Linked DNA regions of Mus musculus: region 2 is linked to region 1. Evidence: chromatin loops called from intact Hi-C (ENCODE). Cell type or tissue: gastrocnemius. All regions are shown on one strand.

Region 1 (8,000 bases):
AGAACCGCATTGTTTAGTAGAAATATAATGTAAGGGGCTTGAAATGTAGCTCTGTGTATAGAGTGCTTGTCTACTATGCATGGAGCCCTGGATGAACTGGGTGTGGCGGCACAGGGCTGTAATCCCAGCATTCCGGAGGTGGAGGCAGATCAATCAAGAAGTTTAGGGTCATCCTTGGCTACTAGTGAGTTCTGGGCTAGCCTATGGTACATAAGACCCTTTCTTGAAAGCAAAAAGGAAGAGAACTTATATATTTTATTTAGCTCGGTACATTTAAAAACGTGAGCCTTAAATTTGTAATGAGTATATAGAGCTATTGCTATCATTTGCATTTCCTTTCCTCACGTTTCCTTCCCTGAATCCAGTGTGTACCTTATACTTCCAGCGTCAGCTGGATCAACCGCTCAAGAGCACTTAGTCGCCAGCCACATGTGGCTGTGGTTGCTCTTTGGGACAGTGGGTAGAGAAGAGGGTCTGAGGACCACCCTGATAGATGGAAAAGTCTGGATCGTGCGGGACTCAAGAGGGATATGGGGACACTTATGAGTACATGGGGGTGCCACATAGTCATCAGTGGGACAGAGTACTTGAAGCATACACCCCAGCTGTGCACACCCAGCTGTGCAACCCAGCTGTGCACACCCAGCTGTACACACTCAGCTGTGCATACCCAGCTGTACATACCCAGCTGTGCACACCCAGCTGTGCAATCCAGCTGTGCACACTCAGCTGTGCAATCCAGCTGTGTACACCCAGCTGTGCCCCTGTGCAGCTAACACAGGTGTTAGCATTCTAAACTTTTAACCTTACTCCTTCTGGAAGCTGACCCCTGCATGACATGGCTCCCCTCTGGGTTTTGCTGGTTCCCTGCTTTTTATCACCACAAGAGAGGGTCTCCAAGTGTCCCACAATGCTGGCCACAATCAGAGCCTGGCCAGGGTTTCTTCTCATAGCTATGCCAGGCACACAGCAACACTTTGTCACTTGCTCACTCACCTAACCTCTTGGATCTCAGTCTCCTCATATGTAAGATGAGGAGCTTGAACCTTGACATCTATGGACCGGATTCAAGTCATACTGTAGCCTGGGAGCCAGGGGATGGAGCTGGTTTCTGCTCCCCAAGGGGAGGCTGTCTTTTCCTTGCTCCTCTAACCTCTTGCCTGTAACCCCAGTGGAGGGTGTGTGACCCCAAGAACTGAGAAGGGCGTGAGCACGTTCTCTACAGGGAGTCCATCCCTGTGTAATGGACTCCTCTGCTCTTGGCCCAGCTTGTCCCTGATCAGAGTCAGCCACATGCATGGATAGGGAGGGCATTTTCTATTCAGGAAGGGACAAGCTCGTCCTTCTGCCTTCTGCCTGATAGCACAGCTCCCTGGCTGTGGCTGTGGCTGTGGCTGTGGCTGTGGCTGTGGCTGTGGCTGTGGCTGTGGCTGTGGCTGGAGAGGCAGGCGTGCCCAAGGGAGCATCCCTGCAGCCTTGCTCTGTGCTCTCTCGCAGACACGCGCTGCCCCTCTTCACTTCACTCCTCAACACCGTGTGTGCCTATGACCCTGTGGGCTACGGGATCCCCTACAACCACCTGCTCTTCTCGGACTACCGGGAGCCCCTGGTGGAGGAGGCTGCTCAGGTGCTTATTGTCACCTTGGACCATGACAGTGCTACCAGCACCAGCCCCACCGTGGACGGCACCACCACGGGCACAGCTATGGATGATGCTGATGTAAGGACCGGATGGGGAGATGGCTGGGGGGCAGATGGTATCTCCATTAGCACAAGCCATGGGCAAAAGGCACACACCATGGGAGGCAGCTCGTGGTATGCCTGGAGCGGGGGAGGGTCCAACTTTGGAAAGCTCACTGCTGCTATCCAGGCAGACCTGAGTGAGGGATCTGCTCACCATAGCTCCTCTCCTTGGCAGCCTCCAGGGCCCGAGAACCTGTTTGTGAACTACCTGTCCCGAATTCATCGTGAGGAGGTGAGTTAGGCACAGCGGGGGTGGGGGAGATTCTAACTGCCCACCATCTGCAATGGCTGTGCCTTTGTGGGGCTAGAGGAGTCTTGCTCTCCTGCATGAAGGAGCATAGCCATCCTAAGTAAAACAATGATGGCAGTGCTTGGGGGATTTCGATGCATTGAAAGGATTGGTGGGAGCTGGGGCTGTGTGGTTCAGTTGGCAGAGCACTTGCCTAATGCACACAAAGCCTTCGTCGATCTCCAGCATCACACAATCAAGATTCGGTGGTGCATGACTGAAAAGCCAGCCTCTGAGAAGTAGAGGCAGGAGGTTTAGAAGCTTAGGGTTGTTCTTGGCTAGCCTGAACTACAGGCGACTCTGTCGTTAAAAGTAAATAAATAAAAGAAGGAAAGAAAAGAAATGATTTACAGTCAGTCTTAGCTGAGCCAGGGTAACAAGAGGGCTTCCCAAAGGAGGAGGTTTGCTGAGAGGCTGGGGTTCAGGGGTGGGAGGAACTGCGGCCTTAAAGTCCAGGCAGACTCAAGTTGGGGGGGGGGTGTTACAAGGGACTGTGGCTGAGCATGTCCCCGTCCCACAAAGATCAAAGCTGAGCACAGCCCAGCTTGTGGGGTGTGCTCAGAAGCTGACAGAACTGGGGAGGACTCCTGTGTGATGGGGGATGGGAGGAGCAGGACAGCGGCTACCAACAAGGAAATTAGGTGGTCAGGGGTCCATCTGGGGGGTTGCCAGGAGCTGCAGCCTTGCGTAGGGGATCTTCTGACCTGCTGGAGAGGGGGCCAGAGGCTGAACTTCCCAGGGTACTAGCAGTAAGAGCCAAACCCAGGTCCTCTGGGCTCTGGAGATTGACAAGGTTATGGGAGAATGAGGAGACATCTGTAGGGTATAGCTGGAGGGAGCTGGACTGGAAGGGCCTCTGCTTTGCCCTCTCAGGACTTCCAGTTCATCCTCAAGGGGATCGCTCGGCTGCTGTCCAATCCCCTGCTCCAGACCTACCTTCCCAACTCCACCAAGAAGATCCAGTTTCACCAGGAGTTGCTTGTTCTCTTCTGGAAACTCTGTGACTTCAACAAGGTGAGCGGACTCCAGGGCCCAGCCTGTCGGTGACAGTCGTGAGGAGACATTGCTGATGGATTAGTGGGGTCCAGAGACCAAGGACTCGGGTAGCATCTGGGCCTCCACAGCCTAGGTGGGAGAAGGTGAGGCAGAGCTAGTCCTCTCACTGATGCAGCCCGCTCTCTCTCATTCCCAGAAATTCCTCTTCTTTGTACTGAAGAGCAGTGACGTGCTGGATATCCTGGTTCCTATCCTCTATTTTCTCAACGACGCCCGGGCAGATCAATGTACGACAGTAGTGGGCCTGGGATGCTGCGGTAGCTATGGGGTCTTGATTTCCGGTGGAGTCTAGCCAGTCTGTCCTACCTCCCAGAAGCTCAAGCCTGGTGCCCTACCCTCCCACACGGCATTTCCTTGAACCTGTAACCTCCCACAGGGGCTTCCCTTGAACCCTAACCTCCAACGGGGTTTCCTTGAACCCCTAAAGATGGGTCCTTGCTTCTCCCTCCCTCCCCCTCCCCCTCCCCCTCCCCCTCCATGCTCTGTGTAACGCCTCCTGTGTTGTATACCCCAGCTCGGGTGGGCTTGATGCACATCGGGGTCTTCATCCTGCTGCTCCTGAGTGGGGAGAGGAACTTTGGGGTACGGCTGAACAAGCCCTACTCAGTGCGCGTGCCCATGGACATCCCGGTCTTCACAGGCACACATGCAGATTTGCTCATTGTGGTAAGGGGGTGTGCATGGTCAGCCCTGAGGGTTGGGGTGACATTCTCTTCTTGGCTGGATTTGGAGGTAGTGGGTAACTCATGCCCTCCCCCTCCCTCCCTGTACAGGTATTCCACAAAATCATCACCAGCGGTCATCAGCGGTTGCAACCCCTCTTCGACTGCCTGCTCACCATTGTGGTCAACGGTAGGGGCCCAGAGCCTAACTTCCCCATGATCACCAGCAGGTGGCGCTAGGCCACAGGTTCACTAGCCGCCAGTTCCCGGGCTTCATGAACAGAAACAGCAAGCTACATGTTACAGCTAAGCTTTCTAGTACTCTAGAAGGGGCAACAGTAACAGAGAGCCCATGAAATGGCTCAGCAGGTAAAAGCTCTTGCCATGCAAGACTGGCGTAAAAATGGAAGGAGAAAGTTGGCGGCCCAAAATTGTCCTATGACCTTCACGTATACATGTATTACATACAATAATCAATAAGCTAGACATGAATAGAATATAAAAATCATTGAGGTAGCCTATGCTCTGTTTCACACTCAGTCTTCAAAATCGTGTGTGTGTGTGTGTGTGTGTGTGTGTGTGTGTGTGTATGTGTATGTGAGTGTGTGTTCTGTCCCTGCAGGACATCCCAGTTGAGACTGGCTGTATTGCAGACATTTAATGGCCACATGTGGCTGCTGGCTATTTATTGTGTGTTAAAGATTTGGGCTATCAGTTACAGTGTGGGGATTTCGAGAGCATCTTAAAGGGCTACAGGCTGCTTGCTCTCTGGGAAAGGAGCCAGGAGGGTTCAGGAGGGTCCAGCTTGGCTGGGGTTAGGGGGTAGCAGTAGGGTGGAGCAGAATGACTTTTGTGGATGTCTTTAGGCCAGCTGGTTCCTTGACTGGTCTAGTTAACATTCCTGTTGATGTAACAAATACGCTTAAGTTTATTTGGCTTATAATTCCCATCATTGAGCAGGGAGGGGAAGTCAAGGCAGGAAGCAGCTAGTCACATGACATCCATAGCCAGAAACAGCAAAACTAACAGATCATTGCTTGCCAGCTGGCTGCATATGCATGCTCAGATAACTTTCTCTGCTCCTAACTGTTCAGGGCCCAGCCTAAGGAATGGTGCCGCCCACATTCATAGTGGATCTCTCGACCTGAGTTAACAATTTAGATAATTCCTCACTGAACTCTCTTCCCAAGTGGTTGCGAGTCGTGTCAGGTTGACAGCATAAACTAACAATATACCGTCCACGGTGTGATTTGAACTTCTGAGTGTCTGGGGTGGCTCATGGTTCTAAGGGCTCTCGCTGAGTTGTGGGCTCTGTGTGTTGATTCTAACAAGTCCTAGTTGAATCCCTGACAAGCAAGGCCAGCTTTGAGAATGCCTCTGTAAACAAGACAGTCCCTGTTCCCATTCCCTGGGACCTTCATCTGAGCCAGGGGAAGAGGCAGACAGCAGGGACGCACACAGGTCAAGACGTAGTTTCCTCTCCAACTTCCACTCACAAAGCTGTGCTGAGGAATACATATCGAGTGACAGCATCTTGCCACTCTTAAAGGATGTCACATCCCGAGTTAGCACCCCTGTCCTGTCATTTTATTGCTGGGAAACGGGCTCAGTTTATGACCCTCTCTGAACCCCAGTTTCTTTATCTACACTCCTGTCTCTGTCCTTCCTCCCTCTGGGTTGGGGAGATGCTTGGGAGAGATGAGCTGAGTGTGCCTCAAAGTCTCAGGGGGTCTCTGCAGGGGACAGGGGATGGAGGACGGGGATCAGTTGAGATGAGCTGCCCCGTCCTGGCCTGGCCTCTGCAGGGATGGCCCAGAACAAGCTGACTCCTCCCTTACAGTGTCTCCCTACCTCAAGAGCCTGTCCATGGTGACTGCCAACAAGCTCCTGCATCTGCTCGAGGCCTTCTCGACCACCTGGTTCCTCTTCTCGGCATCTCAGAACCACCATCTGGTCTTCTTCCTTCTGGAGGTCTTCAACAACATTATCCAGTACCAGTTTGATGGTGAGGCGCTGACCTGAGCCCCTGTGTAAGAAAGCCTCAGCCCACGAGTCCTGCCTGTGCACTGATTGAGGCAGTGGGGAATCAAGGTGTGCCTTGTCCCTCTTGGAGCTCACAGCTGGGTATGGAGTCACAGGCAGGGGGCGGGGCTTTAGGCGGACAACCTGACCCACTGAACAAGAGAGTTCATTTAGAATTGGCCGGCTGGAAATCTCAGAGTGGGAAGAGCTCTGCTGGCTGTCACGCAGGTGCCTGACCAGCATCACAGGTACAAATATAAGTCTCAGCAAGCATGCGCTCTGTGGCCAAGCGCACGTCGGCCCCGAAGCCTTGGTCCCCTCATCCCTACGATGCTCATAATGCGGCTGCTGTAAGTCCCTCTTGCAGGGCACACATCTTTAATCGCAGAGGCAGGTGGATCTCTGAGTTGGAGGCCAGCCTGGTCTACAGTGTAAGTGCCAGGATAGCCAGGGCTACATAGACAAACCATGTCTCTAAAAACAAAAAACAACCCCCAACTTCCCCCTCCCCAGAATATATTGGAAGGCTTAATAACTCACACACGCAAAAACAAAACAAAAACAAAAACAAAAACAAAAACACCCAGCACAGCAAATATTAGCAATTATTGTTACTATTTCCAAAGTAAGTAAAATTTAGATGTATATTTGAGTGATGAGTGAGCATTCAGTAGGCAGAAAAGCATTGCTTGGGAAGGGACATGTGCAAAGGCCCTGGGGTAGATGTTAAGCTAAAGGCTCTAGACACGGGGCTAGAAAGGTAGATGGGGGCACTGAGTGCTCTGGAGAGCTTTGCGTCTTCCCCCGACAGCTGTGGGAACTTGGAGGTAGATGGTGGAGGACAGACACACACAACAGTGTCCTTCTGGACTTCCCTGTGGCTCACTGAGAGGTTACATATTTAATGTTGGGTTGGTGTGGGGCTCAGGCTATCCCACCATGCCTGATGATCCCTGAGTAGTGATCAGCTGCAAGGGGATTTCAAGACAGTGTAAGCAGGACACCGAGGAGCTCAGGGCTAAGCTGTTTCCCTGCAGCCTAACATCAGGGATCCCCACAACCTAACGTCTCGGTATCTTCATCACCTAATATGTAGGCGTCCCCACAGCCTAGCTTCTCGGCATCCCTCACAGCCTAACATCAGGGATGCCCACAACCTAACCTCCCAGTATCTCCTACAGCCTAACATCAGGCATCTCTACAACCTAACTTGTATTTCCTACAGCCTAACCCTCCACCATTGCCACTGATACCCATACAGTTGGGTCTGTCCCACTCTGACTCTAGCTACCCTGTCCAGTCCTTATCCCTGGGGCAGATGTCTTACTGTCATCTCATTAACTGCCCTCTGGTCCTGGAAGCCAGCCCAGATGTGGAGTGGGAAGCAAAGCTCTCTGAGGACAGACTCGTTCCTCCCACAGGCAATTCCAACCTGGTCTATGCCATCATCCGTAAACGTGCGGTCTTCCACCAGCTGGCCAACCTGCCCACTGACCCACCCTCCATCCACAAGGCACTTCAGCGGCGGCGGAGGACACCAGAGCCCCTGTCCCGTACTGGTTCCCAGGAGGGAACGTCCATGGAGGGATCCCGCCCTGCTGCCCCTGCAGAACCAGGCACCCTTAAGACTAGCCTGGTGGCCACTCCAGGTCTGGATGCTGTCAGGCTAGGAGAGTGTGGGGCTTGGCTGGGGGTGTATTGTGAGGGGGTGAGTGTGATCTCTGGGGTGTCTTTCCCATTTAGGAAGGCAAGGAAAAGCAATTCAGCAGCATGTAGGGGTGGAAGTACTGTGTGGGCCTAGGTCGCTTGATGGGGGTTAGAGGAGGTACATGGGCAGGGCTCAGAACTGAGATTAGCTATAGGAGGGAAGGGCAAACACAATATCTCAGCTGTGAATGGGGAGCACACAGCCTCTAGTACCAGAAGGGTACTATGGCATGTCCCTCTCTTCCTCCTGTGTCCCACCCAGGCATCGACAAGCTGACAGAGAAATCCCAGGTATCAGAGGACGGCACCTTGAGGTCTCTAGAGCCCGAATCCCAGCAAAGCTCAGCAGAAAACAGCCCATCTGATGGGGTAGGTACTGGGGATGCCTGGGAGATGGCACTGAGTGTCACTTAGTTTCCTTTCTCTCCAAACCCTCAAGTGTGGGAGTGGGTAAGGCCGGGGTACTCTGAGGTGGCCATGTTAGAACAAGGGACTCGTGGCTGGCATCACTGAACCAGAGG
Region 2 (8,000 bases), 73 kb before region 1:
ACACAGAGCGGGGGACGATGATGCTGAAGAGCTAGATTGTCGCAAGAATGAAGGAGAGACACAGGTATCACCTATCAGCGCATGTTCAAGAGACAACCACAAACACACCACCACTTTTAGCTATGACAATATGACACATTTGGCAGCGTCCACAGAACAGCCTTCCTCACCCCAAGCCATTACAGAGGCCCACAAAGTCCTTTCTCTTTGGTCCAGTTCAAGAAGCTGGGGGAGGAAGACGGGGTCAACCAGGTAGGAAAAGGCTGCAGAAGCAGTTACAGCAACTGCTCAGTCCCGATGTCCATCTAGCACGGCTTAGGATGCCGCAGCCTCAAACCTCTGGGTGAGGATGGGCTACGAGGGGCCTGGCTGAGAGACACCAGGTGATCCACTCGTGGGACCAGGAACAGCAACTCCCACGCTCCAACCACACTACAGGACACCTTATCCTCCTGCCTCTGAGGCTCTGTTCATAGGATTGTGGGTCCTTCAGCAACTTTGTTCTGTACCCAGAACTTGGGTCCACCACACTAACACGGAATGCCCTGCCCAGGGAAGAATGGTCCAAGCAGCTGCTCATGTCCATCATGGCGCACGCAGGCTGAGACCAGGCACAGCTCAGGACAAGCCTTCTTCCTCGGCTCAGGCTTTTAGAAAAGCATCTAGACTGTTCCAGGGAGCTAGACCTTACTCCTTTCCCCCCAACTCCCCACAAGCTCCAGCCAGGGACCCATCCCAGATGCTGTTGTGAAGGTCTGTTCTAACACTGGCTAGAAAACAAAAGCAGGTTTCTGAAAAGGGACCGTGCAGCCAGAGGCGCACTGTCTTCATCCAGGCGGTGGGGCTCCTCTGGCTTGGCCGGCCGGACACCACTTCTCGGGACCAGGCGCAGCTTTGCTTTGCAGTAGCTCGGTTACTGTACAGGTGCAGGATCTCCGTCGCAGCTGCTGGGCCGATTGCTCTCTTGCCTTCAGGGTTCTGAAACTTCAGACTGTCCGCTTACATTCGAGAGCCTCTCTCCTGAAGAATCTAAGTGGATGGGGGAAGACAGAGTCACCTGAGTAACTGTTGGGAGCCAAGGCCCATGGGGTCGGGGTGCAGCTCAGGGGTGGAGCTGTACACAACCTGGGCAAGGCTGGGTCTCCAGCACCAGATGGCTGCAGGGATTTAAGTCACAGGAAAGCTGATGACAGTGAACAATTTTAAAATGATTTAAAACCTCCGGTAGTTGCTTCCTCTGGGCCCTGTGGACAGCATACAATCTGTTGTCAGCCTATCTAGCAAGGCAGGCTCAGAGCCTCTGCTCACTGGGTACCTGAGTGCAATGGGTTCTCTTGCCAGGTACAGATGACCAGAAGGTTCTGTGCTGTTAGACCAAAGTTTTCCAAGTTAAAGAAAGCGGCTCACAGTCAGCACACAGGTTCTTCACAAGTGTGTAGTGTGTGTCTGCAGGGCACTGTGTGGAAGAGAAGGGAGGAATGGATTGTCAAGGAGCAAGGCAGACACTACTTGAGTCTAGACACAAACAAGAGCCTTCACCATCCTGACAGGATACAAACCTGCCCTGGTCCAGGCTCAGCTCCCATCAGCTTTTCGAGTGTGGCATAAGTGTGCACATGTGTGGGTGTGCATGCAGGGTGGCGGCCAGAGTGGAAACGGCTCCTCTTGCTCTGTCACTCTGTCACTCTCCACCTCCTTTTGTTTTCCCTTGGGGACGAGGGCTCTCACTGAAGCTGGGGCTCACCAGTCTGGCTATGCTTGCCACCTCCCCAGACCCAACAAATCCTGATTTAAATCCAGCCTCTAGCAGAGTGTGGTGAGAGGAAGCTCGTAGCTGCAGAAGGAGTGGAAGAAAGCCAGCAGCAACCTGGCAAAGCTGGAGAGAGCTGGGCACAGGGAGGCAGAGGACAGCTGGGGGAAAGAAGCAGTGTCCTACCTTGGCCTTTTCGCTCGGCTCTATGACGATGCCATTGGTAGAATTATTTAGTTCTCTGGAGACAACACAGAGGAATTCTGCCTGGTCTTCATTTCCATAGTTATAGGAAGAGCCAATGCTGATTAACTGACAAAACACAAAGATGGTGGATGACTCTGCAACCATACAGACAGGACCTAAGAACACTCAAGGGCAAAACAAACAAACAAACAAACACCCCCCCCCCACAAAACCAAATCAAACCACAAAACCCAAACCAAACCAAACCAACTTCCTTGCCACAGAACCCTCCCCTCCCTCAACTGGACTTTGTAGCTTTATCCTTCAGAGAATAAACATTCTCTGAGGTAGGATTAAACGGATCTCCAATCTAGGGAGGAGAAGCCAATCATGAGGAAGACGGGTCTGAGTTCTATCCTCTCCCCCTCACCCAAGCACTCGACACCATCCCAAAGGCATCAGGAGCGTCAGTAATGTAGTCACTGCCTGTGTCCACTGAGGTACGCCACCAAGCAAATGAGCCCTCCTCAGCCCCACCTGCTCCCACTCGTACTTTCTCTAGACAAGAGACTGAACACAGAGACGTGGCAGTACCAAGAGAACCACTCTGTGGCCACCAAAAGTCACAAGCCATGGTATTCTTAACCTTCTTGGAGACACAATCCAGCATTGAACTCTAAAGTGGAAGTGCACACAGAGGAGGCCGGCAGAGAGCGAGTGTAGCCTCGTAAGCACTCACAGCCTCAAGCCGGGTCCTCCTGTCGCAAGGCTGGGGTGCCCCACACTCCCCTTTCTCATCTACACCTTGGAGACAATAAGAATAGACTTCACTCTCCCTTAGGACATCTCCACTTCAGGACTAGAAGCACAGCTCATTAGCAGGGCACGTGCCTGGACTGCATGAGGCCACAGGTTCAAACCCCAGGACTGCGATAACATAAAAGTCACATTAAAAACCATCTATCACCTTCACAAAGAAAAGCCACGCATCTATTTTTACTTTAATTTTTTACATGTAATTTATAAAAATAACTTCTGCTTCAGATTATGCTCCAGGAAAAACAGCCGTGACTATAAACGTTGTGCAGCATTTGGCCACCCACAGCTGACTGGGAACGAGGGACCCATGTGACAGTGGGACTGATCCTGAAGGGAGAGAGGGACCTCTCTCTCTAGCTATAAAGTGACAGCCTTGATACAAGCTGTGGCTTTTGTTCCTTCAGTGACCTTCTGGTGCCAGGTCAGCTGGCTCTGCAGCGCCACGTAAACGCAGTCACCTCCAGACAAAAGCTCACTCCCTTCACGCAGGCTCCCGCCCCAGGGCTGAGGCAACAGGAGATGCACTAGGCTGCCACCTAATGGAAGGAAGTGGTAAATCCAGATTCTCAGGGGCTTTCTGTTCAAATGACCCCCATTCTAAGCACAAGGCATAGGAAGGGAAAGAGAATGCTGGGAAATGACCCTGCACACTCGTGTGTCTGATCCCCCACAGCACACTGCGATGCACACACCCAGAATTATACGGCTCCTGTTGAAGCCAGCCTTCTTTAGGACTAACAGAATGGCAGAGCACTTCTGACAGGAAATCTCTGAGGCAGAGACAAGCAAAAGGAGGCGCTTCTGAGTCTTTCATGACATACCGGCACTGCCAAGTTCCGATTCCGGATGTGAAGCCAGAAAAGCCTCGGTCCTCTTCCCAGCCCTCCCCAGCCGCCTGCCCGGCACAGCACTGAGCGAGCAATGCACACCAAGGAGCTCTTTTCTTTGAATGAAAATAGGGTCACACACCTCACTCACCCCCACCTCGGGGCTACTGCCTGGCTGGTTGTGACTCCCTGAGATGACATGCTGGGGTTGCTTCTCTTTGAGCAACATACCTGTTCAAATTTCCAGCCATCAGACATAGTGGAGACCATCTGCGTGAGCTCTTCCTCTTGACACTGCAGGACCCTGTACACGTGCTTCACGGGGCCCTGCAACAACAGGCCGACTAGGTCAGCAGCGTGGGGGCCCCCAGCAGGACCCACCGCCCACAGTTGCCTGGGAGTAGGTTCTCAGACCACCCACTACCTCACTCTCCAAACAGCACCATGGGGTGCAGGAAAGCTCACCAGCTACAAGAACAGAAAGCAAGGCAACGGACAGCTCGTGTGACAATAGGAAAGTCACTTTTTATATGTTACTTAGATGCTAAAATACGCAATGTAATTTTGGTGCTCCAGACTAAATATAAATGGTTATGGAAATTACCTTTTGGAAAAGCTATTTTTATTTATGTGTATGTATGTGTATGGCATGTGTTTGTGGGTGTCCGTAGAAGACCTATGAAGATGTAGGACTCCCTGGAGCTGAAGTTACAGGTGGCTGTAAGACACTCAACACAGGTCCTTAGCCAGTCCAGCAGGGACTCTTACCTGCTGAGCCAGCTGTTCAGCCTCATACTGTCTTCTTTTTGAGACAGGGTCTCACTATGTAGTCCTAGCTGTCCGGGAACTCATTATGTAGAACACATTGGCCTTGAACTCAAGATTCATCTTCCTCTGCCTCCCAAGCACTGGGCTAACAGCATGCACTATCACACCTGGCACGTCTGTCGAAAATGTCCTGGAATTCACTGTATATCCCAACCTGGTCTCAAACTCCTGATTCTGCCCTGTTTTCATTTCCCATGTGTTGGGACTACAGCATGCTGCCTGCCAATGGCAACTTTGTATTAATATATTGTCACATCAAGAAGAAAACACACACTCTACAGATACTCATTAGTTTCCCTTTGCTGAGGCTACCAGGAAGCTGCCAGTGTTTAACAGTATATTCCTGTTACAGAGGTGTGAGACAACAAGAAAGAAACATTTATTTTCTGTCTGCATTCCTGCCTAGCTTCCCCATGGCCTAGGATTTCCTGAGTAACTGTGGTGGGTGTGGAGCACTCAGAAAGCTAAAACAGGAGGGCAGAGAGTCCAGGAGAGCTAGGGCTGTACAAAGAGGCTGCATGTCAAAACTCTAAGAAACATAAAAAGTGTCTTTTGGGGCTGGGTATGTGGCTCAGCAGCGGAGTCACTGTCTAGTACTGTGTGACCCTGGCTTCCACCCTAGACAGACACACTGAGAGGCAAAACCATAAACCAGAGGATAATGACTACAACACAGCTCTAAGACAGGAACACCCTTCTTTGTAAATACAGACAAACCGCTGACAACCCCTTTGGTTCTAGCCATTTATTTGCCTATACATTTTGGAAGCAATCAGGGCATCCCAAAATCTGTGATATTGGCCAGAGTGGGCAAAGTCCCTAGGATCTAAGCTGCCGTTGGCTCTCTTTTTCCTCTTCCAGAGTCAATCCTCCTGTGCTCCAAAAAGAATCAAGACTAACTACCAAATAAATACACAAACATACATGAACAGAAAAGTATTTAGAAACCTGTCAGACACCGAGAGAGAGAGAGACAGACAGACAGACAGACAGACAGACAGAGAAGAGACGAGACCACGGCAAACACGGGCTTAGGGACCCCACACCTCGGGCTCTGCTTGAACACCTGCCTTGTACATCTGGCAGTGCACAAGTTCAAAGAGGTAAGATCTAGAAATCTACACAGCCAACCAACTGAATCTGAGAAGACATAGACAGGAAAGAGGGCACCTTTCAATATTACTACCATCCCACTTCTCAGCGTTCTCTTCATGAAAAGGACAGATGGGAGATCATCAACATAAAAGGCCCTGGCTTTCCCAGAACCAGAAAGCTTCCAACTGGGTGTCTGTCGGTGCTGAAGCCTCCGAGCCTGGAGGGCTGATTCAGTAACTGCTGCCGTCAAATAGAAACCCTAGGATGCTCTCAAGGGAGCAACTCATTGCCAGGGATGCAGAGCACTCAGGCTCCAGGATTCGGGTGGCTTCAGATTACACAATTCAGGGTACCATAAAACTTCTACTAAGCACTCTTTTATTTTAGATTGTGGGAAGCTGGGGGTAAAGCTAGACTTCCAGGACCTCTATTACTAAATATCTACAAGGCAAGATGCCCTGGGGATGGAAGATGGCCAGAAGTAGAGAGCACAGGGTCCTGTTTCCCATCTACCAAGTAGAAGTCTACTGTGGACATCAACAAAAAGCCTTCTAGCAGACAGAGTAAGCCTCCCGTCTTTGCAAACGCCTCAGAGGAGTGGCTAAGCAGCTGATTGACCTTTCTTTAATGGGAAGACACCACTTGTCATCAGACAGGTGGCTATGGCCGTTCTTATACAAAGAAGAGAGTCTTTTCTCTCTTGCTAGACTCCAAAGTTCTTGGGAGCAAAGACCCTCCCCTGTTACAAAATCCCAAGGGCTCCCACCCACAGAAGGAAGGGCTCAGCACTGATGAAGGGCTGGGAGAAGCTGGAGTATGCCCCACTCTCTGCCTGCCTTACAGGAGGCACTTTCATTATCACATCTAAGTCGGTATAAAAACCCAAAGCTGTGAGAGCATGAGGCTGAACATCGTGTTCTCCACAGCACGACTCAGACGCTTCTGAGTGGCTTGTAGGCTTCCTCTGAGGGACTCATGCTCCACCAGTAAGAACGAGCTCTCTGGGCTGCAATCCCAGCACTAGGGAAGCTGAGGCAGGGGAGTGCAAGACCTCGCTGGGCCCTTCCCACAGCCACTGTTGAACAGTACCACTATCCTGAAGGGCTGGGGCTGCTCTGTCTCCTCCGCTCCTCAGTTCCCACTCTGAACCAGCCTGGCCCTCCAGCCCAGAGGGCAGAGCATCCTTTTCACATCACAGACAGACAGACAGACAGACAGCTGCCTGGACAGGTTTTGTCCTTAGCAGTTCCAGACATCTTACTTGTGAAGTTCTGTTCTCATTGTCTCGTATCCTTTCCTTAACCAGCCGCACGAGAGATGCGATATTGTAAAACTCTGCTTCTTCCAGCACACCTAGAAGAAGGACCAGGCTGTGGTCAGAGAGGTGTGAGCCCAGGGGGAACAGCAAGGCAAGGCTTGCCTTCCAAGTACTGCATTTTCCAAACACAAATCTCATCTCCCCTTCAGCCTAGGAAATGTAAATCTGACTCTGTTCTCCAGGGCTTGCCCACAGAGTTCACACTGAGGGGAATCAAACACAGGGTGCACCCTCCCGTCTCACCCGTCCTGCTCACTATGTCCCTATGTCACCTGTTCCTGGAACCTGCCACACTGGACAGTTCCCAACCCTGCAGCCTTTTCTTGTTTTCTCTAAAAAGGACAGATTGATAGAGACATGTATATTAACTTACACGTTTAATAGGATAATTATTTCAGTCAGGCTGGGCAGTGGCAGAAATCTTGCCTCAACTAATAACAAACGTGTGTGTGTGGGGGGGGGCAATCAGTGGCTCCTCTCGTGGTAAACAAAATCAAAGATTTTAGATAGAGTAATTATGGGATATCTGCTCCTGAGCTAGGAAAAAAAATGCTCTAATGAACATTATTACGATTGAGAAGCTGGGAAGGGGTGCAGATAAACAATCAATATCAAATCTCCTGAGCTGTTAAGGAGGATCATGCCAAGGTCCTGGTTTTAGAGTAACACAGAGAATTATTATTACTTTTTGAGACAGGGTTTTTCTGTATAGCACTCCCTCTGTAGACCAGGCTGGCCTTGAACTCAGAGATTCACCTGCCTCTGCCTCCCGAGTGCTGGGATTAAAGGCGTGTGCCACCACGCCTGGCTGAGAATTATTAAGGAACAGAATTCAAAATCTAGCCTCAAACAGTTCAGAAGTAAAACCTCTTAGGAGACTGAGGGAGGAGAGGTAGGGGTAGAAGCGCCCAGGGGACAAAGTTTAGTGGCTTCAAAACCAAACCAAACCAAACCAAGCCAAATAAATGACCAAAGCTGGTGAATCTTGGTAAAGGAAACTTTGTATTAGTCATGCTTTCTTTTTCTAAGCCCAAAATTATTTCAAAATAAAGTGTTTTCAAAATTATTTCTGTCAATTATTTATTGTTGTCAGGTGTGGTGGCTTTAATGCCTTTAATCCCAGCAGCAGCAGCAGCAGCAGCAGCAGCAGACTCTGTGAGTTCAAAGTCAGCCAGCA

The links. Hi-C counts contacts between places; a loop is a spot of excess contacts. Peaks named below come from ENCODE experiments on the same cell type or tissue, not always from the same donor. Only the 100,000 strongest peaks of a DNase experiment are listed, where the experiment ranks them.
Region 2: a loop joins it to region 1, with 2.1 times the contacts of the local background. A loop is called at or near these places in 14 of 42 quality-filtered maps.

Annotation. Positions count from the first base shown.
Region 1 is chr11:115,350,340-115,358,339 of GRCm38, reverse strand. It overlaps Hid1 (HID1 domain containing), which reads left to right. Exons shown (of 19, transcript NM_001346774.1): 7 at 1,498-1,720; 8 at 1,919-1,975; 9 at 2,906-3,046; 10 at 3,225-3,315; 11 at 3,603-3,754; 12 at 3,862-3,940; 13 at 5,591-5,755; 14 at 7,194-7,421; 15 at 7,742-7,848. Among named protein-coding and RNA genes, the nearest start is that of Hid1, 13 kb to the left of the region's middle. In gastrocnemius, a CTCF peak has its summit at 3,977 (motif pointing right); a DNase peak (open chromatin) is centred at 3,974.
Region 2 is chr11:115,423,342-115,431,341 of GRCm38, reverse strand. Kctd2 (potassium channel tetramerisation domain containing 2) reads right to left here. Exons shown (of 6, transcript NM_183285.3): 3 at 6,767-6,858; 4 at 3,814-3,909; 5 at 1,937-2,062; 6 at 68-1,029. The coding sequence ends at 1,000. Among named protein-coding and RNA genes, the nearest start is that of Kctd2, 7.2 kb to the right of the region's middle. In gastrocnemius, a CTCF peak has its summit at 3,294 (motif pointing left); DNase peaks (open chromatin) are centred at 1,858 and 3,246; H3K4me3 peaks cover 717 bases; H3K27ac peaks cover 1,552 bases.